Regions from separate parts of the Homo sapiens genome. Here region 2 is linked to region 1. The links are chromatin loops, found by intact Hi-C in ENCODE. Cell type or tissue: endothelial cell of umbilical vein. All regions are shown on one strand. Links, peaks and the distances in the headings refer to the core of each region. The heading gives the core; the rest is flanking DNA.

Region 1 (9,955 bases), core at 1,169-9,168:
ACATCAAACGGTACCTACCACAGCCCCTGACGGGAACTCGGCAGAGTGGGAACAGGGTGGTACAGAGGAAGGGCCTGGTCTTTCCTTTCCCTTCTCTGCTTCCCTGTATGGGTATCCTCTGCTGCAGTTACATTGTTATTTACCACGGAAGAAATAGAATCCGTTCAAAAATCCAAACTGCAGGCCGGGTGCAGTGGCTCATGCCTGTAATCCCAGCACTTTCGGAGGTTGAGGCAGATCCATCACTTGAGGCCAGGAGTTCAAGACCAGCCCGGCCAACATAGTGAAACCCCATCTCTATCCCGTAGAGGGTTTCAACATAGTGAAACCTCATCTCATTTTCATAAAAATATGAAAAATTAACCTGGAGTGGTGGCACATGCCTGTGGTCCCAGCTACTTGGGAGGCTGAGGCACGAGAATCGCCTGATCCTGGGAGGTGGAGGTTGCAGTGAGCCGAGATTGCACCACTGCACTCCAGCCTGGGCAACAGAGGGAGACTCTCTCTAGAAAAAAACAAAAACAAAAACAAAACAAAAAACCCCCAACAATATCCAAAATGCTTCCTTCACAACACTAATGGGATCATTTGAAAGTGCACTTTTAGAAATGATTCGTTTCTAGCTTCAGACCTCGGGGTGTGCCCAGGGCTTCTGAGGCTATAAATGAGATTCCCCTTTCTGAGCTTTTGCCTAAAACTCAACCCAAACTTAATTCAGAATGAATGAATCTGAAGGTAGCCCTAAGGCTTGGCTAGAAGCATTTCTTTTCTCCAGTAGGGTCACACGTGGAGCAGCGAGCGAGGCATGCGGAGGGCTGTGGCGTGAACCAAGGGGATGAGTCGTGGCAAGCTGGCGAGGGGAAGGGGGCAGCGGCAGCCTGGGAGCATCGCCGACTTAATTGTGATGGAGAGAAATTCATTACAGATAAGCCAGCTTCATTTAAGCATTTTCCAGAGCTTGCCCAACCACTTTGCTATTAAGTGATTTGATCAATTTCTTATTATATTTTCTCATTAAAAAGCGGTCAGGCATAACCGACTACTCTTACAGTTTTAAAGGAAATGTAGCTAGAATGTTCTTTAAAGGACATTTCATTTTTGCCTGTATTAGTAAGAAATGAAGACCCTCATCACTGAAACATCATGAATGGTAAATTAAACATATGAAGAAATATCTGACAAAAGACATTAAGTGGTTTAACTGCACTGATGACAAGCCAGCCCCTAATCTGTTTGACGCGATCGTTTCCGGTGAAAATCTACACCCCCTCCCTCACCCCTACACCCCTGCAGAAAACCAAACCGAACTCTGAAGCATCTGCTTTCTACTGGAAGCCATTCGAAATGAGTTACTGTAATTTGATCCATTGCATTGTAACCTTTACATTATCGTTGCATTTATAACAAGTTAGACTAAGAAGATTTGGTGCAAGCATTTTCATTTCAAGCAGGACAGAAGGGGCCATCTTTCAAGGGTTTAGCAAGCACAGCGGGGCCCACCGCGGCAGGTAGCAGCCCTGTGCAGCCGCTTGAGCTGACAGACCACCCCGCCTCCAGCTGAAGCACATAAGCTCCTTTGCAGCAGAGATTACAGCAAGTTATACGGCAGTAATGCAGCCTAATTCCCCAGGGCGGGCGTCTGTGCAGGCACAGGGAGGGCTGGCCCTTGGCTTCCTCCGTGATGAGGGCACAAGAGGAAACCTTGCCACCTGGGGCCTGGCAGAGCAGGCGCCCCTCAGTGCAGTAGGCAGGTGTGTCACCTTCCTGGAGGATGGGTCTTGAGAAACGAGACCCTAACAGCAGGGAGAATGCCTCTGAAAGCCGCTGGTTCCCATAACCTAAGTGTTGTCCTTACGAGATGGAGTGTGGTGCTGGCAACTCACTAGTGTGTACATTTGACTCGGTGAACACACTGAGTAGTGAATGGAGGTGGCTGCAGGAACACCCAGACCTCTAGGTGATCCTTCAAGTGCATGGCAAGGAGGCAAATATGACAATCATTTTGCTCAGGTCAACTGCTATGTAGATGGCCAGTGAGCGCTCTGAGCCTGCTGGGCTGGGGGGAAAGAAACCCGTGTCCACTTCTGGGCTCAGTCAGGGCCTAGGCTTTGATGCCTTTGTGAAATAGCAGGGAGGGGCTCAGACACTTTGCCTATAGGAATCAATAACTCATCAGCAGGGCCATGAAGGCGTGTTGGGGCTGGGGCGGGAATAAGATGAGACATCCGAGGGTCAGAGTTCCTTCCATTATCTGAACTGTCAAAGGGCCCAAGCTGTGAGTTTACAAGCGCCCTCCTCCCTGGCCCTCACATCCCGGAGTGGAGGGAATGTTCCACCTTGGCTCCTGAGGCCTGCCTGCTTTTGCAGCAAAGAGGGACCGTCTCATGACCTTGTGACACGTGGCGTCTCCACAGAAGGCCTTGGGATGCTAGGTCCACATCCACGCTCCGGTCTCATCCCAGCCCAGAACAGCAGTGCAGGGAAGTTGACCCACCTTCTGGAAGCAAGCTGCAGGTTCCCCTAGTCTGCCAGTGCTGTCTGCCCCATAAGGCTCTCCTGGTTCCATTCCATGCAGGGTCCCTGGCATCCAACCACAAAGCCGGGATCCCACTGGCAACCTCTCCCCACACACTTCACTGGGTCATGAAGCCACATCCATCTTCTGCCCTGAGGCTCCCCGCCAGGGTCCTCATGCCCAAGAGAGAAGGAATTCCCTCATTTGTGTGCAAAGTTCAAAAATGTTGTCTATGCATCTATGCCTACAGCTCTGCCTTCCTGGCCAGGACAAACTTGGTGGCCGTTTGTGGGAAGTCCTGAGCTGGTGCTGGGAGGAAGGAGGGAGGTTCCCCTTCATGCTTTTGTGATTGTACCCTTCTCCTCTTCTTCAGCCATATTACACGGCACGATTTTAACATACTGTCCACAGGAGTCACAAAGCAGGAAGCCACAGTGGAAGGGTTAAGCAGGAAGCCTCCAGAGATTCAGGGGGAAGGGATCAGTTCCAGGCCCAGCAGGGGCTGCAGGTCTCAGCCTGTGCACTGGCAGGAGTACTCAGTGCGGAGGATGGGAGGGCACGCCTTTGGCAGGAGGCACATGTGGAGAGGGCGCTCGAGGGAGTAGGGCAGTGTGGTTCCCAACACGCCAGGGGACGGGCGGGAACAAGAGCCCCAGGCCTCCTTGAGGGGCTCTAGTGAGACAGATACTGCCACATGGTCACAGAAGGAGGCCCAGCTGTGTCACATCCCACAGAAGGGTCCAGGGTGGCAGCGGAGCGGACAGTGGGGTGTTTTAGCTGCGTCCTGGGAAACAGTCAGGTTGTCCAGAGGGAGGGAAAGTGTGTGGCAGGGCCGCAGACACGGATGCCCCCACGACTTGGGGCGCAGCGGCTGGAGGAGGTGCCCTGTGGAACGGGGGATGATAGACGCAGGGACAGCAGCCAGGCTGAGGAGGGCCCGGGTGCCTGTGGAACTGCCGAGTCCACCCTCTGGGCAAAAGAACAGCACCAGGTGACGGAGGAGAGTGGAACCTGGAGGCCAGCACGCGGAGTGCAGACACGCCACTGCCAGGGCGGGGAGCTAGAGGGGTCCGGCCGCGTTTCTGGAAACGGAGCCTGGAAGGGAGGCAGTACTTCCATGAACACCAACACTGCTATCAGGAAGAGGGACAGACCTGATCAGGAGTGGGAGCAGGGAAGGAAATGGCAGGTTTCACCAAGGGTCATTGAAATTCTGGACGCACACTCAAACGTGTCACTCACACCACGTCCCAAATCCCCCCAGTTTGTCACTATGGTAAATAGGAAAGCGTTTATAATACTTTGTCATGAAGATGCATATTATGCTCTTCCTTATCGAAGAATAAAAATGTCTCTGCTTTTTCTCCAAGAAAAAACTAAACACTCCCACAGAGTAAATGGCAATTAGGCTGAATTACGGCAATTCTTGCTGTGAGCGCAATGTCATTATGCTGGGACTTAACTGTCATTACACTGTAAATATACCTATCCCGGGGGCAATGCTTGCCCACACGAGCTTGCTACCTTGGCATCAAAGATCTCACTTCTTTTGACTCTTGGGTTATATTGCAACTGTGCTGATTTATCCTCTAACTAGATTGATCCTGGAACCCCAAGTTGTGCCACAGCCCCACGCCAGGCAGTTGTTAAAATGCAGGTTCTATGGGGCCTGGGAGGGGACATTTCTATCCAGGAGCCAGACGCGGCCCAGGCCCGGTTTGAAGACCTTTGTTTTGAAGAACGTGGGGTCAGCGAGTTGATGAGGAACAAGGACGAGCTCATCTGAGGAAAAAACGGAAGGAAGCACTTGAAACCGGGTTTCGTTTCACTCCCAAGCTGCGGTCCACAGAAGCATTTCCCTCAAATAACTTGAAAAACTTTATGAATCGTGTTTAAGTTTTTTACTCTCCAAATGTAATACAATTCTTCAGCTAAAACAGGAATAATGAGACAAAATGGTTCGAAAAGTACAATAGAAAAATATTGTTCACTGGTTTATTTTTCCAAATGAGCATCAGGCTATTTACAAATACGCAGCCCTCCAATGACGTGTATTAAAATGGCAAGTCTATCACTGTTTGAAATCTAAATGAAAACAAATTTATTAAGGCACATTTGATCTGAGAATTTAACTTTCTGGTATAATGACAGATTCATTTCACTTTTGTCCCCAAAACACATGAGCACCAAAATTGTCAAAGAACACTTAATATTTAGTAAAACAGTAAGGAATATAAAAATTAAGGAGGGGAAAAAGCGTTTCCAAAAGGAAATCTTTGGAGATCGGTTTACTGCAAATAAAACAGACTAAACACACTCCCGATACACATAAATAATACTAACTAACAGGTACTCAAGAAATGGCAGAGCTCTGAACAACAGATATTAAATAAATTAAAGGTATTTCAGATACAAAGGATAAAACAAAACAGTAATGAAAGAATGAAAACCATCTCCACCCACATAACACAGACAGGATGAAAGGAACAAAACCAAATACATTTTTCCCCAACGTTTTGATTAGGGTGTATGTGTGTATGTTTCAGTCTGTGTACATCAGATTTATTGTAATAATTCATCTTTGTCATTCTAAACATTAATATTTTACCCTTTAAAGAGAAGGGTCAAGAAGAGAAAATGCCAAATCCTTCTTGAAATTTAATGCCAGGTCTATTTAGGCCGAATGAACTACCACGAGAACAGCCACATACCTCACTGTGCCTTCTTCACGCCCCTTGCTTTAAAACCTACGTGGCCAGCTGGGCTTGCATGGTGAAACCCCGTCTCTACTAAAAATACAAAAAAACTAGCTGGGCGTGGTGGTGTGTGCCTGTAATCCCAGCTACTCGGGAGGCAAAGGCAGGGGAATTGCTTGAACCAGGGAAGTGGAGGTTAAAGTGAGCCAAGATTGCGCCACTGCATTCCAGCCTGGGTAACAGAGTGAGACTCCGTCTCAAAAAAAGAACAAAACAAAACAAACAAAAAACCTACGTGGCCATGCTGAGCAGAGTACCATGAGAGGAAATGATCAACTCTGGAAAGCTCTCCTGAAGACAATGATGAAACAGCTATTATCACATTTCCTTATCTTACAACTGGAACATGAAATGGCTTTAAAACAATTGTAAAAAAAAAAAACAAAACACAAAAGGTAGAATCTGTGGAATGTTAACAATCACAACAGAACATTTACCAGAGTTACAGTGTTTTGTTACAATAATACTTTGCAGGAATGTTCACGTTTTCTGCCATAGGACTGGAGCAAAGGGTCTCAAAAGAAAACATTTTTTTAAAAAAGTTTTGTTCATCAGGTACATTTCAAGTCAAAGTTAAGCAGGTCTGCTACATAATGTTCAGCAAGAAGATGTGTTCAAAGGCAAACACTGATCACCTTCTTGTTCAGAAAGCTCAATCTTAAAGGAGTCCTATGTAAGAAAACCACTTGTAAAATATATCCTTGTATACGGACTTCAAAAACTGATCATACAAAAAATTTTTGAAAAATAAATTAGATAATTAAAAACGTCTTTTCCAGCAAAGCTGGACATTAGGCTGTCCTCACTGAGCCATTATTATTGCTGCTTTTACTGTAACTTGGATCATTTTTTTCCAGCCACATCTCAGCCAGCTGCTGGGTGGACCCATAGGTCGATGCTTTGGACCCCAAGCACATTTTGTACTGTTTGGGGTCAAGATTGGGATCACAAAAGACAGGATGGTGGACGTGGACTACTCCTACTTCCTGGCTCCTAAACGTCTTCAAACCTGCCTGGACAACCTTGTTGAAAAGGTCCACATCCTCCAGCCCCCAGCCTTGGATGGAAACATCAAAGCCACCCACTCGGACAAGATCTCCCTTATAAATACACGTGATGCCAAACCCATAGTTTCTCCAGAAGCCAGTTTTCTGAGTAAAGGCAAAATGGTTGTCACTGGGAACTTTCCCACTATAAACAATCTTTGGGTCATACTGGCTGAAGATGATTGGAAAATATATTTGTTGGCCCAGAACTGTATTTGCTCGACATCGCTGAAGGAATTCTGTAGTAAACACGAGGTCGACGTCGCAGAAGAAGAGCAAAGATTCATTGTTAAACTGGGAGGATCCTACTTCCAGGGCCAGGGCTCTTGAAAACTCTCCAGACACAGGCAAAATCTGCATGTCGGCTTTAGGGTACTTAATGCGGTAATCTCTCATCAGTTCAACTTGTTTGGCCTTGTCAGGGTTGGAGTCAGAATTGAAAAGCAGAACCACGAGCTTGACGTTCTGATTGGGGATAAGACACGTCTTCTCAAAGTTTCCCATAAATCTCACAAACATGTCGAAACGCCCAGACAAAGGAATCAGTATGTTTATCTTTTTATCTTTGGGTTCTTTGTGCTCACTCTTCGACCCAGGGAGCTGAAAGGGGACGAGCTTCTTCAGGGAGTTTGAGAGAAAGGACAAGGATCCAGATTCCTGATTGATTCTCTTGGCCAACTCTTGTGCATCCAGCTCCTCATGCTCCACAAACTGGATTTTGCTGAAAGTCTGCTGTAAATACGCGTGCCTCCTCACAGGGACCGTCATTTTCTTCCCTTTGTGCTTTTTGTACAGAAGCAGCAGGTCCAGGATGTACTCAGCCCCATACATGGGGTTCACCCGGCGGTAGCCGTACTGGATCTCTTTGAAGTCAATGATGCGCCCTCTGGTCTTGGCGTTGGCATTGATCATCTCCATGACCTGCATGACAATGTCGTCCAAGGCTTCCCTCTGGGCGGAGTCCATTCCTCTTCGAGGGGGCTGGCCGTCAACTGCCGAATACAAGTATTTTCCAGTCAGAAACTCCCATTCCAGAATCTCCTCTCGCTGGCGGGGCTGAAACCTCATGAAGGAGGGAGGGATTCCCAGCTGGAGGTCCTCTTTATGAATTTCTGTGTTGCTGTATTTGCTCATCAGGACAATTTCGCGGTGCAGCTGTATTGTGCGATGGCGGAGCTCGGATATCTTGCGGCTCAGCATGTAGCTGTGGAGCCTGTACTGGTAGGGTGGGTTTTTGTTGGGGTGTAATGTGATAGCTTGGTGAATTTTACTGTTATGGAGATCTCTAATGTACCCCTTTTTGTTCTGCTCGTAATTCTCATAAAAAAGCTGCTGCATCTGTTACAGGAAAAAAAAGAGATCACAAATTTAGTATTGTATGATTGAGTGCCAGCACATGCTAAAGAAAATGCAAATATTAGAAATGTTTCTGAATGGACCACAGCACACAAAAGGCCCTAGATAAGGCCCGATCAACAGCAGTCCAATGTGGTTAGAAGAATTCACAGATAGAAACTGCTTAAGGAAGTAAGGGTTAATAACCAAAGTTGGCCAATATACTTTCACAGGCAAACAGAATTATGAAAAAGTTGTCCCATAATGAAAACATATAAAATTGAGATCACAGTGCACCACAGGAGCATGCCTGAAAGATAAAGCCACCCCCGTCCCACTACGCCTGTGAAAGGGACCCACAGAGTCATGCGTCCCTGGCTGAAGACCTGAATAGCAGATCCTGCGGCTTCTATCTGTGGGAATAAACTTCCTCCTGAGAGCCAGAAGAACTCCAGGCAAACAACCTGAGCGAAGGAGTACCCTGCTTCCAGGGAGCTAAGGGAAGGGAAAGCCTATCAGAGGCAGGAGGCGGCCTGGCCCTGCGAGGATGCTGCAGGGATGAATCAAGGCTCTGCTGAGGTCTCTGGAAGCAAAAGCACACGCTGAAAACCCTCTTCACGCTGCTGGCCTCCTGCGTACGAGGAAGGTACCCCTCTCCCAGGTCTTCTGTGGAGGCAGGAGCGGGCCTGCTTGCTCAGCACGGGGTCTCCGGCACCAGCACGGAGCTTGGTGCCTGGGGGATCAGAAAATGCTGGCAGATGGGAAACATGCAGGACGCACAGGGCTCACCATTCCACCAACCCTGCCTCCGCCCCGTGGCGCAGGTTTTGGGACAGCATAAGCTTACGGGCCATCAGCCAAAATGGGTTCCCTCAAGTTAGGAAGGGAATGTGCCTAATGCCTCAGTACATCTGGGCAAGGAGATGAACGTTTTTACAAAGCATGTTGGAATGCAGAGTAATAGTTTGCAAAAAATGTTCAGTGAAAGCATTTGAGGTTGGTATCTGGTAAATTAGTCCTGTTTCTTTCAAGTTCATGGTTGTTTTTTGTTCATATTGTTAAAGACTAACTCTTGGTAAGGGATGACACGCATTCTGGCTGACTGGTTTATTTGCCTCTGGACAATCATATGCTGACTCTTTCCTGAGCCACTGCAACTACCGTTTAATAGTAGAGAAATATAAATGGGCACTTTTATACCTTACTTCTTTTTCTCATAAGGTAAAAAGTAAACAGGGAGCTGGCATGCCTGCCAGGCCCCGCACAGAGCTGGGGTCTGATGAGGGCTAACCTCTACCTCCTGGGCACCCGTGAGTCCGGTCTTAGAGCAAGAATTAGAGCAGAATTACAGGTCCTCCAAAGTGCCGCCGCTGTTTCCAACTTTCCTTCCCACACCGCTTATGCTCCCCACATGGCAGGTGCACGCATGGACTTACCACTGAAATCACTCCCACACTGTGGCACACTTTTCTAATTAATTAGAAAAGGTGGTGAGGTTTTCTGTGGGGGTAGGAAGCAGGGCCTCCCTAGGCTAGGAGGAGAAACTCCGACTCTGACCCCCATGCAGCACACAGGGCACACTTTATATGGAATTTTACATGCCCCTTCTGCTACCTACTATCAACTTTACTATCAACTACAGGAAAGCAAATCTCAAATTCTTGTTTTAAATAAACTGAAGCAAAGAAGTAACCTGGGGCTTGCTGAGAGAAGGCAGTAGGCGACTGGCACCGGGACTCCTTCAAGCCCTGATGGGCGGGCCAGATACAAACAACATGAAGATAAAGGCCCTGCCACAAGGCTTGGATGAACCACGTTAACTTATCTCTCTTTTTACTTTGCTCCTTCTGTGGGTCGCAACAAAAGAAGCCTGATGCACTTCCTGCCCAAAGCATCCTTACTGTTCACTTTCTAGCTGGGCTGATTCTTGGGTACAAACGGCAGGGCTACAAGGTGGCAAATGTCATGTGGGGACTCAAAGAGAAGAAAGGTTGAGAAAGGTTATTTGCAGGCCATAAAACCTTGAAGCAAATATAGTCATTTTACAATCCTGTTGGGGCACTCGGAGGCACAGCAGTTACAAGGACCTGCTACGGTGCCTCAGAAGACGCTCCCAGGGTCTGGGAAGCCATGCTTCCTGTTCCACCAAGGCCAGCCTTTGTAACGTGACTTAAGTAACTGCGCAGGCCACCAGACCCCACCGCTGACTGCACCTGAGGATCTCATGGTAAGGAAGGCTCTTCCACGGCAGAGACCCACAAGCCCACAATGTGCCTAACTGAGAGCTAGCAGAGTCATGACTG
Region 2 (9,955 bases), core at 1,293-9,292, 86 kb before region 1:
GCAATGGCGCGATCTTAGCTCACCTCAACCTCTGCCTCCCGGGTTCAAGCGATTCTCCTGCCTCAGCCTCCCGAGTAGCTGGGACTACAAGCATGCGCCACCACGCCCGGCTAATTTTGTATTTTTAGTAGAGACGGGGTTTCTCTGCGTTGGTCATGCTGGTCTTGAACTCCCGACCTCAGGTATCCGCCCTACCTCGGCCTCCCAAAGTGCAGGGATTACAGGCGTGAGCCACCGCGCCTGGCTGATAATGGACACTCTGTAGCAGGATCAATGCACAGCAGGCCACTGTGGCCAAGACCTGAGGTCCCACGCCCATTCAGCTCCATCTGGGGTGTGTCACATCCTTCACTGCAAACCCCACCTCAGCCACTACTGTACAGCTCTCAGATCCTCAGCTTCCTCGTCTGTAAAACCAAGGAATGAATCCGGGACTCAGCACAGGGGGATGCTCCGCAAGACTCTCCGGCGCCTGCGCGGCTCTTCCCCAGCTCCCCCTGCAGCTACGTCACCTCCCACGGCCTCCTCCGGCGCCTGCGCGGCTCTTCCCCAGCTCCCCCTGCAGCTACGTCACCTCCCACGGCCTCCTCCGGCGCCTGCGCGGCTCTTCCCCAGCTCCCCCTGCAGCTACGTCACCTCCCACGGCCTCCTCCGGCGCCTGCGCGGCTCTTCCCCAGCTCCCCCTGCAGCTACGTCACCTCCCACGGCCTCCTCCGGCGCCTGCGCGGCTCTTCCCCAGCTCCCCCTGCAGCTACGTCACCTACCCCGGCCTCCTCCGGCGCCTGCGCGGCTCTTCCCCAGCTCCCCCTGCAGCTATGTCACCTCCCACGGCCTCCGGCGCCTGCGCGGCCGCGGCTCCGCCGTTCAACCGCATGCGCGACAGCGCTGAGGCCCGGGGAGCGAGGATCTGCCGCCGCTCAGCCCGGAGCCCGCTCAGAAACCTCGTTCTGCCGACTCGGACGGCAGCCGCCGTTTTGGATCCTGCATTCATTTCCTCCCAGGCTCTGGCTTGTCCCGTCGTTGGTGTCATCTAGGAGCTGCCCAGTCCCGGTCTCACTCATGTGAGTGTGGCGGGCTGGGCGTGTGCAGAATCTCCAGGAGGCACTTTTCTGCACACTCTGGAGAGCCTGCCTGGCCCTCCAAGCACACACCCGTCACTACGCAGACCCGAGAAGGCTCTGCGAGGTGGTTGTGGCTTCCACCACATGAGCACCAGGAGCTGACCTCTTCCCTTCCTCCAAAGTGGCCTCTGGGATGTGCTGCGTGCCAGGCGACATCTCTCCCACCGAGACTCAATCCTCCATCTCCAAGTCCAGCCAAGGCATCCCCGTCAACCCTGCCCTCAAGCAGCACAACTTCTCCCCTGGTCTGGAGACAGAGGAGAAGGAGGGGAGGAAGAGGGTGGGGGCTGGGGGGAGCTTCAGCTGACAATGAGGTGGAAGGAACTAGAAAACATTTCTCCCTCTGAAATAGCGGCATCGGGTCACCAAAGCCTCAGATCAAGTGCAGCTGGAGAAGGGGAAGTGAATGAACTCTTTATCTGGACTTTCTTTATCAAAAAGGTTTAAACTGGATCTAAGGCACACTAGGTGTTTTTGCCCTCGGTGCAAGGTTTCTGCTCCGCAATGGAGCCGTGGAGCAGACAATGGCTGGAGCCCAGCCTGCCCATCAGTGGGGCCTGCACAAGGCTGAGGCGATCTCAGGAATCAGGGCTGGACCCCTTCCAGCTACTGGTCTGCCCACCCCAGAGGCCCCTGTCCTTTGAGTTTCCCGTTATTGGTTTCCCTTTCATTCACTCTTACGTTCAGAGGTCGGACCTAAGAGAACAGAGACACACTGGGTAGTGCAATATGAAGCGGGGCAGCTGGGGTCAGGGTCAGAAAATGGGGCTCGCACTCCCTCCAGCACCTCCTGGCTGGGTGACCCACAGCCACCTCCTCTCTCCTGGGACCTGCGGCTCCTCCATGCCCTGCCTCCTTGGTTGATGAAGAACCAATGGCTGTGTGCCACAAACTACTAGGTTCCATCACAATGGAGGCCATGGGGGCCTCAAGACCAAAGACCCCAAGACCCCTGAGTACAAGCAGGGGCAGCCAGGAATTGGGCCTCTGCTGGGTCCTGGAAACCCCAAAAGCTAAAGGCCCAGGGCTTCGCTCCAAACCTCTCCCTCGAGGCCACACTGAGGACTAAAGGAATTGCCAGAGCTCAGCCTCAAGGGGCTGTTCCTCAATGTGGTGTTGAGGGTGGGATTTGGAAATACAGGCCCAGGTTCGAATCCTCCCTCTGCCAATTGCCAGCTGCCAGACCCAGGGCAAGATCCTATGCCTCTTAGATTCTTGTTTCCTCAATGACAGAGATGGAAAATAATCAGGGATGACAGCCTGGAACAGCAAGTTGTAAGGGTGTATGCATAGACAGATCCCCACTGCGGAGAGCACGCATCAGGGAAGATGCTGCAGCCCCCACCCTGGCTCCTGAAGTACAGTTCAGGTGCATAAGGGCCTCCAGGTCTTTCCTGTCAATGTTCTTGGGGACTATCCATGGTCCCCCACCAACCCCACCCTCCTGACCTTGGCATGCTCAGGGCCAGTGTAACGTCTTTTGTGCTGTCTACTTCTGTTCCAGTCAGGGAGTAGACCCTGAACCTCAGGCTTGGCCTGAAAATTCTCTTCAGCTGCACACAGCTGTCCCCAGCACAGGGACAGGAACAGGAACCAGCAGCGAGGGGCCTGCCATCCCCCAAGTGACAAGGCCCTACAGAGGAACTCCCATCGCTCAAGGCAGGGCACTTGCCCCTCTCAGTTCTCAGGGAGGGATTGCATCAAAGTCAGGGGCTGGGCTGGGAGGACTTACTTGCTAGAGGGAGACAGGCAGGTGGACACTGGATGGGGGAACGAACGTGAGGGTCTGGGTGCAGAGGCTTCCTTGTCGCTTCAGAAAATGTGACACTCCTCATTGCAGCCCCTCTCCCAAAAACCAATCCTCCCCAGTCATCACTAACTCCCAGGCAGTGACGGGGAAGGAGGGCCAGGGGGACCCTTGGGCAAAGCCGGGGGCTGGGCCCTGTTTCTCCTACAGCAGAGAAAGAACTCGGTCAACCATGGTGGCTAGAAGCCGGGGGCTTGGGAAAGAAAGGTCTGCTGTTTGCCAAAATGTAACAGCTCCTCTCCCTCACTGAAGCCCGGGAGAGCAGAGAGCCGTGCCAACCTCTCCAGCCTATTCCTGAGGGCACCTGCCCCCATGCAACCCGCGGGCAGGAGCAGTTCCCTCGCCCGCCGCCAGGGTGCGCCCCGCTCCGAGCAGCCGGACGCCGTCCTCCCGCCGCGACGGGGCACCAGCCCGCCGAGAAATGGCTGCCCCGGGGCTCCTGCGCCCTCTGAGAAGAGTTTGTGGGCTTGATGAGTTTGCTTTACCAAGTATTCCCAAGTACGATGCCACGTGGGGAAAAAGGAACCCTTGTGGCGGGTGTGGACGAATGTAAATACAGACACCCCCGGCGGGCAGGCAGAGGCCCAAACAAGCGGGCCCGCCTGGGGGCCGGCTGCGGGGCGGACCTTCTTCTCCCAACGTTCTAGGCGGCATCTTGTATTTCTGGTGCAATAGAAAAGTTTTAAAAACGTAACTTGGCTTTTTTGCATGTACTACAGGCTCATGAATACTCTGTTCTCTATGTGCACGCATATGTATGTGTGTGTGTGTTCGTGTTTGTGTGTGCATATGTGTGTGTATGTGTATGTGTGTTGTGTTCGTGTGTTTGTGTGTGTTCATGTGTGTGCATGTGTGTGTAGGTGTGTGTTTGTGTGTGTGTGCACGCACACATGCTTTAATGTCTCTGGCATCTGGACCCGCGGCCAGGTGCAGGCCTGGTGGCAGAGTAGGGCTCTGTGTCCACACTAGGGAATTTGGGGGGTCTGCGGGCCAGGGGTACATTGGGAATAGGGGAAAGAGTAGAAAAGGGTCTGGAAATCCAGAGAACATTTTTCCTGAGAGAGTCTCTTGACAAAAGCAGCTTCTACAACTACAGCAGTCCCTCAGCTCTCACAGCTGGGACCTACTAACCCTTGCGCTGTTCTCAGCAAAACTCCTCAGAACTCAGCCACAAAAGGCAAGTCAGCAGTTCACACTTGTGTCAGCCACACAGAAACTGTATTCCACCAAGAACAGCCTGCCCCTAATACAAATAGGGCAGGGGATGGCAAAAGGTTCTGTCCCAAGTCCCCTAAACTGGAGCCACAGAGGGGAGACCATCCACAGAGGAAGCTCTGGGCTCCCGGGGGGGCTCTCAGGACCCCCCACTGCTTGGTTCCAGGGTGAGGCTCTGCCTGGCTCCCCTCATTCCGGAACCACAACTCACAAGCCAAGAAACACAAAACCAAAAGCCACATGAACAGGCACAGACAGCGAGGGAGGCAGGCCAGGCCCCAGGACAGCCTGGGGCACTCCATCAAACTGAATGACCCTGTGGACTCCAGTTAACCCTGAGCTTGCCCCTTTCCCCAGCCATGGTGAAAAAGGCAGAAATGGAGGGGCCTCCCCCATGCCTTGGTGGCCCAGCTCACTATTGGGCCTGTGGAGGACCTGTCCAGCAGCTGTTAGGAAGAGAAGAAGGTACTGGAAGGGCCTGATTAAGGCTGTCTGTGCAGCTGGATCGTGGCTGGGGCAGAGTGGGAAGGAAGGCCAGGAGAGTGGCGTGTCCGATTATGTTCTCCAAAGACGGCCACAACAGTACCTCCCATCCTGTCACCCCTCCCATCAACAAGTGGAGTCTGTGTCCCTTCCCCTTGTATTTGGGGGGAGCTTGTGACTTGCTTGTTACAAATAGAATATGGTGGAAATGATGCAGCATAACTGCCAAAGCTCAGTAGGAAAGGCAATGAAGCAGACACTCACCTCTGGAGCCCTGAGCCTGTAGTCAAGAAGTCTGACTGTGATGAGGCCGCCATGCTCTGAGGAAGCCCAAGCCACATGCAGAGGCTGTTGTGGCCAACAGCCTGGGCTGAGGTCGCACCAACAGCCAGCATCATGTGGGGGAAACATGAGAGATGACATCTTCAGATGGTTCCAGCTGTTGGGTCCCTCTCAGCTGTGGAGTCTTTGCAGTGGAGGCCTCAGACTTTACAGGATGGAAGCAAGTCAGCCCTCCTGTGCTCTGTGCAACTTCCAGACCTGCAGAACCAGGAGTATGGGAAGATGGCTGTGGTAAGCCGCTAAGTTTTGGGGTGCTTTGTTAGAAAACAGCAGTAACTGGAACAGATGGCCCAGGGAGAGATTCAGAAAACTGTGCCAACCAACATTCTGCTCTTTTCACTTTCACGGATGCTGCCGGGACCCAGGAGGCCACAGGTCTTTTGAAGAGCTGTCCCCTCTTTAGCAGGTAATGACTCAGGCTCAGGGGATGTGGGAGCTGCCTCTGGCAGGGCAGCCCCCTCTGCCTGGTGTGCAGGGAACCAAAGTTTGCAGCTTGTGCAAGGCAGACCTGGCCTCTTCTTCTCAGGCCTGAGGAAGGTGCTGCTGGCCAAGACTGACTGTCCGTGCTGGCTGAGCTCTGGGGCGGATTGGCCAGTCCTGCTGGTGTTTCCAGGCCTGATGGATGAACAGGGCCTCCAGAGTCATGGGTGACTACAGCACCGGCTCCTTGTCAGGCCCAAACGAAAACCACTGCTGCTGTGGCCTAGCGACCTTAGAGAGGAGACACACCTTGCCTTTGCCACTTGTTTCTGGCCTGGGCTCTGCACTCCTCTCCATCGGCTACTCTGACTCATCGGGAGTAGACAAAGGGACAGAAGTTTCCAGGAAAAGGGAAAGAGACTGCAGGCAGGTCCTGTGGCTGTGGAAGTGGGTCTGGGGAGCCTTGACAAGGCCCCCCGCTCCAGAGGCCCACATGGCCAGCAGCAGCCAGGCCATAAGCAGTCAGCAGCTGCCATCATTGCCTATCAGACTATCTGTTTCCAAGGAAGAGGCTCCAGGAAGCCACAACACAGACGCCTTTATTCTCCCTGCTGAGATGCCAGCCAGGGACTAAAGGGCAGGAGAGAGGCCTCCGAGGTATGGGTTTGCCTCCCAGAATGTGCAGCCGGAAATGACCTTGACCTTCTCCCATCCCCATTGTGCACATGGGAAAGGAAGGCCCAGGGAAGCGGCCGATCCAAAATGTGTCGTTGCCAGGGCAACCCGGCCGCAGCGCTTGCAAGCCTGGGAAAAAGTTGTTGTTCATCACGGGGGTGGACGTTTGTCTTGTTTTGATTTTTCAAAAGCCTGAACCAACTCAGCTTTTTAACATGCTGCTCCAGGACACGGTGCTACTTGCAGACAGCCTGAGGAGCAGATGCAGGCAGAGCTGATGGTGTTCAGACACCCTCGCCGATTCCAAAACATCCCTGCTCGGCTCCTGCCTCACTTCTCGGCAGACAGCCCTGTCCTGTCTATACCCAAGACCCAAGGGTCAGGCCGATTCCTGTCCATTTCCCTCAATCAGCAACTTTGGTGTAGGAATGAAGTTAAAAGATCCGAGTTCACTGTCCGCAATATGATGCAGTTGCCCTATTTTCTCTTCCCTGAAAAGTTAGGAAACTTTGACATTAAGGAAGTCGTTTGTCATGATTTCTCATTGTCACACAAGTTTAACCACTGTCACATCAGACCAAAAGGCAGCGCTGATCCAGCTGTGTGTGGCATGACTCCAGACTTCTTGGTGAGGAATGGAGATCCTTACGGCAGAATTCAAGCTTCCCTTGTTGCAAAAGAAAGCAAATTCCCCCTCCGGAGAGGCCTTCTCAGCATTGGCCCCAGCTGGAGGCTCTGTCCATTTAACTCCTAAGCATCTCACTTGGGCATCCAGTGAGATGAGCAGGGACCACAGCCATCTCCTAACTCCCCAGTCTCCATTGTGGGGTCCAGGCCTAGGTGGCTCCCAGGTCCTGATTCAGCTTCACAGGGCTGCGGTGCCCTCCTCAAGCCCCGCTGCTTCACCCAGCCTGACTAGCACGGCCTCCAATCCCCCTGTGCCTGCCCCTTCTCTCAGGCACCTCCAGTCTGAAGGACGGTGGGGCAGCTCACTAGTGTGCACCTGCAGGAGGACTCAGTGAGAGGAGGGAGACAGGGCAGCCAGGCACTGCTGTGCTGTGCCCACCCTGCCTACTGGACAGGCCGAGGGCAGGCCATGGGCACCCATGCTCAGGTTTTAAGAAGAGAGAGATCATTCAGAGTGGACCGAGCCATTCCCACCAGCCATTCTACATCGGCGCCCGAGAGGCAGTGCCTCTTGCGTGTGGAGGAGCACACATGAGAACTCCCTGGAGCACTCCCAACTGTAGATCACGGCAGTCGCAGAGAGCCTTAGGAGGCAGAGGGTCTACAGAGCTGGCAGGGGACCCTCGGAGTCCATGACTGTCGCTGTGACTGGGCCCCGCTTCCAGGCTGTGTCCGACAAGGCCAGGAGGGCAGCCTCCACCTCAAGCCTACATCATGCACGCTGGCCCCAGGGGGTTTCTGTGTGGAACACCAGCTGAGTACATGAGGATGAGATGGCACAAACTGCAAGATAGAATAGCGGGGAATAGTACAAATTAAATAAGCCATGAGGTGAGATCACCTCAAGAAGACTGGTGAGCCTAAGCTTTGGCTCCATGATCCTGCCCCTAAGTTCTTAAAAAATGCAGAAAAGGTGTTTAAGAAAATAAGTTAATTCCTGGCAGTGCTGGGGAAAGGTGGTTGCGACAGATCTTGCATTTTCCAAGATGGCTACCACAAGACCTTTCATCCCACATGGCTTTTCTACCAAGGGGCTCAGACGCTCCTCCTATCCAGAGTTGGGGTCTCTCCTTCCTCTCCTGGAACCCTGGTGGGCCAGTGACTACACAAAAGTGATGCCACGTGACTAGCTGGGTCAGAAAGGCCGATTCCATTTCTGCCTGGCCCTCTGGGCGAGCTTATTATTGACACTCAGACTCCATGCTATGAGACAGCCCAAGCCACATGGAGGTGACACAGGCAGGTGTTCCATCTGATGCCCGGATAAGCAGCGCCCAACCAGTCTGGCTGCAGGCCCATAAAAGGAGGGCATCGGAACAGGACCTGCGCAGCCAAACCCATCAACCCTCAGGAGCCATGAGAAATGAGAATAAAATGGTTGTTTTAAGCCATTACCTTTAAGAGTGATTCCTTACTCAGCAACAGATAACCAGAACAGGATACTTTCAGTGGTCCAGAAGTTATGAAGCAGCTGGGATTAGTGAGAATCAGGAAACCATAGCTCCAAATTCTGGAAATGGTGGCTGCTTCCAGTTCAGTGGGAGCAGGTACAAGCGAGAGAACAGGGCTGCAAGTGACCGTTAGGTGCTAAGGGCCTGCATCCAGAAGACCACCCGGGCCCAGCCTACCTGGCGACGCATTCTTGCCTCTCACCTGCAATTGCTGAGGGTAAATAGATACATCACTTACAGATGCGTCAACAGGAAACCTCCCCCTCTAAGATGAGCGCTTAACGAAGACACTACAAACAGCTGAGGAAAACCCACAGCGAGAGAGAGTCACCAAACTCAACAGCTAAACCACCTAAAGAAAGTGAGTTCTTATTACAAAGAAATGGAGATTTTAAAAGAAGTATGTTGGTCGGGCATGGTGGCTCACACCTGTAATCCCGGCACTTTGGGAGGCCGAGGTGGGTAGATCACTTGAGGCTAGGAATTCGAGGCCAGCCTGGCCAACATGGTGAAACCCTGTCTCTCCTAAAAATACACAATTTAGCCAGGCATAGTGGGGACACCTGTAATCCTAGCTACTTGGAAGGCTGAGGCATGAGAATCACTTGAACCTGGGAGGTGGAGGTTGCAATGAGCTGAGATTGCACCACTGCACTCCAGCCTAGGCAAGAGAGTGAGACCCTATCTCAAAAAAAAAAAAAAAAGTCTATTAATGTATTTGGAGAAATAAAGATCAGGCCACTGTTAAAAAAAAAAAGGAACCAACTAAAGACCTTAACATATGATTGTTAAACATATGATTGTTAAAAGGAAAACTCAAGAAAGCCAAGGAGAAAAGTGGAGCCCCCTGAAGAGCAAGTTTCTGGAGTTTGAAGCCAAAGTCCTGTTCAGAATGTAGCACACAAGGAAAACAGCACGAAAACTGTGAAGGAAATGTGAAGGTGCATGGAGGATAGATGCAGAAGTTGCAAAACCATCTAATAGAAATTCCAAAAACAGTGGGTTAGAATTAGAAAACACTAAGAGAAACAGTAGACAAGAAATGTATTGCAACCTATTCCCCAAAAGCTTAAAAAGAGAAAGCTTGGATAGTTCAATAGCCAAAGAATTTGCATAGACAATAAAAGACTAAACTAGAAGACCGAACATTTTTTTAAATGCCTGGGCCCAGCTGTTTTTATAGACTTTTATTTATTTATTTATTTGAGATGGAGTCTTGCTCTGTTGCCCAGGCTGGAGTACAGTGGAATGATCTTGGCTCACTGCAACCTCCACCTCCCAGGTTCAAGCAATTCTCTGCCTCAGCCTCCCAAGTAGCTGGGATTACAGGCGCCTGCTGCCAAGCCTGGCTAATTGTTTTGTATTTTTAGTAGAGACAGGGTTTCACCATCTTGACCGGCCTGGTCTTGAACTCCTGGCCTCATGATCCACCCACCTTCGCCTCCCAAAGTGCTGAGATTACAGGCGTGAGCCACAGCACCCGGGACACTTTTTGCTTAACCTTCAAAGATAGGTAATTATCATGTTAGGTAAACTACTTTGGAGCATACAACAATCTAGAAAGTGAATTAACGTATTTTGCAGGATAATATAAGGTTAATTCCAAAACGAAAAGAGAGCACACTAATGATCATGTATGCAAATATTTTAATATATTAGCAAATCAAATCAAGTAGCATAGTAAAGGAATAACCCATCATGACCAAGTAGCATTTAATCCCAGGTAAGCAAGACTTGCTTGACAGTAAGACTCA

The links. A loop is a pair of places that touch in the nucleus more often than their neighbours do. Peaks named below come from ENCODE experiments on the same cell type or tissue, not always from the same donor. Only the 100,000 strongest peaks of a DNase experiment are listed, where the experiment ranks them.
Region 2: a loop joins it to region 1, with 8 times the contacts of the local background. A loop is called at or near these places in 5 of 110 quality-filtered maps.

What each region holds. Positions count from the first base shown.
Region 1 is chr15:101,171,326-101,181,280 of GRCh38, forward strand. It overlaps CHSY1 (chondroitin sulfate synthase 1), which reads right to left. Exons shown (of 3, transcript NM_014918.5): 3 at 4,402-7,655. The coding sequence ends at 6,063. Among named protein-coding and RNA genes, the nearest start is that of LRRK1-AS1, 24 kb to the left of the region's middle. RefSeq lists enhancers at 1,211-2,097, 2,986-3,872, 7,759-8,369, 8,370-8,979. In endothelial cell of umbilical vein, for the core only: no CTCF peak of the experiment used is centred there; a DNase peak (open chromatin) is centred at 5,606; H3K27ac peaks cover 1,965 bases.
Region 2 is chr15:101,085,676-101,095,630 of GRCh38, forward strand. The region is part of intron 1 of LRRK1-AS1 (LRRK1 antisense RNA 1); the gene reads right to left. Among named protein-coding and RNA genes, the nearest start is that of LRRK1-AS1, 61 kb to the right of the region's middle. RefSeq lists a silencer at 3,198-3,437. In endothelial cell of umbilical vein, for the core only: a CTCF peak has its summit at 3,279 (motif pointing right); DNase peaks (open chromatin) are centred at 3,316 and 6,106; H3K27ac peaks cover 1,277 bases.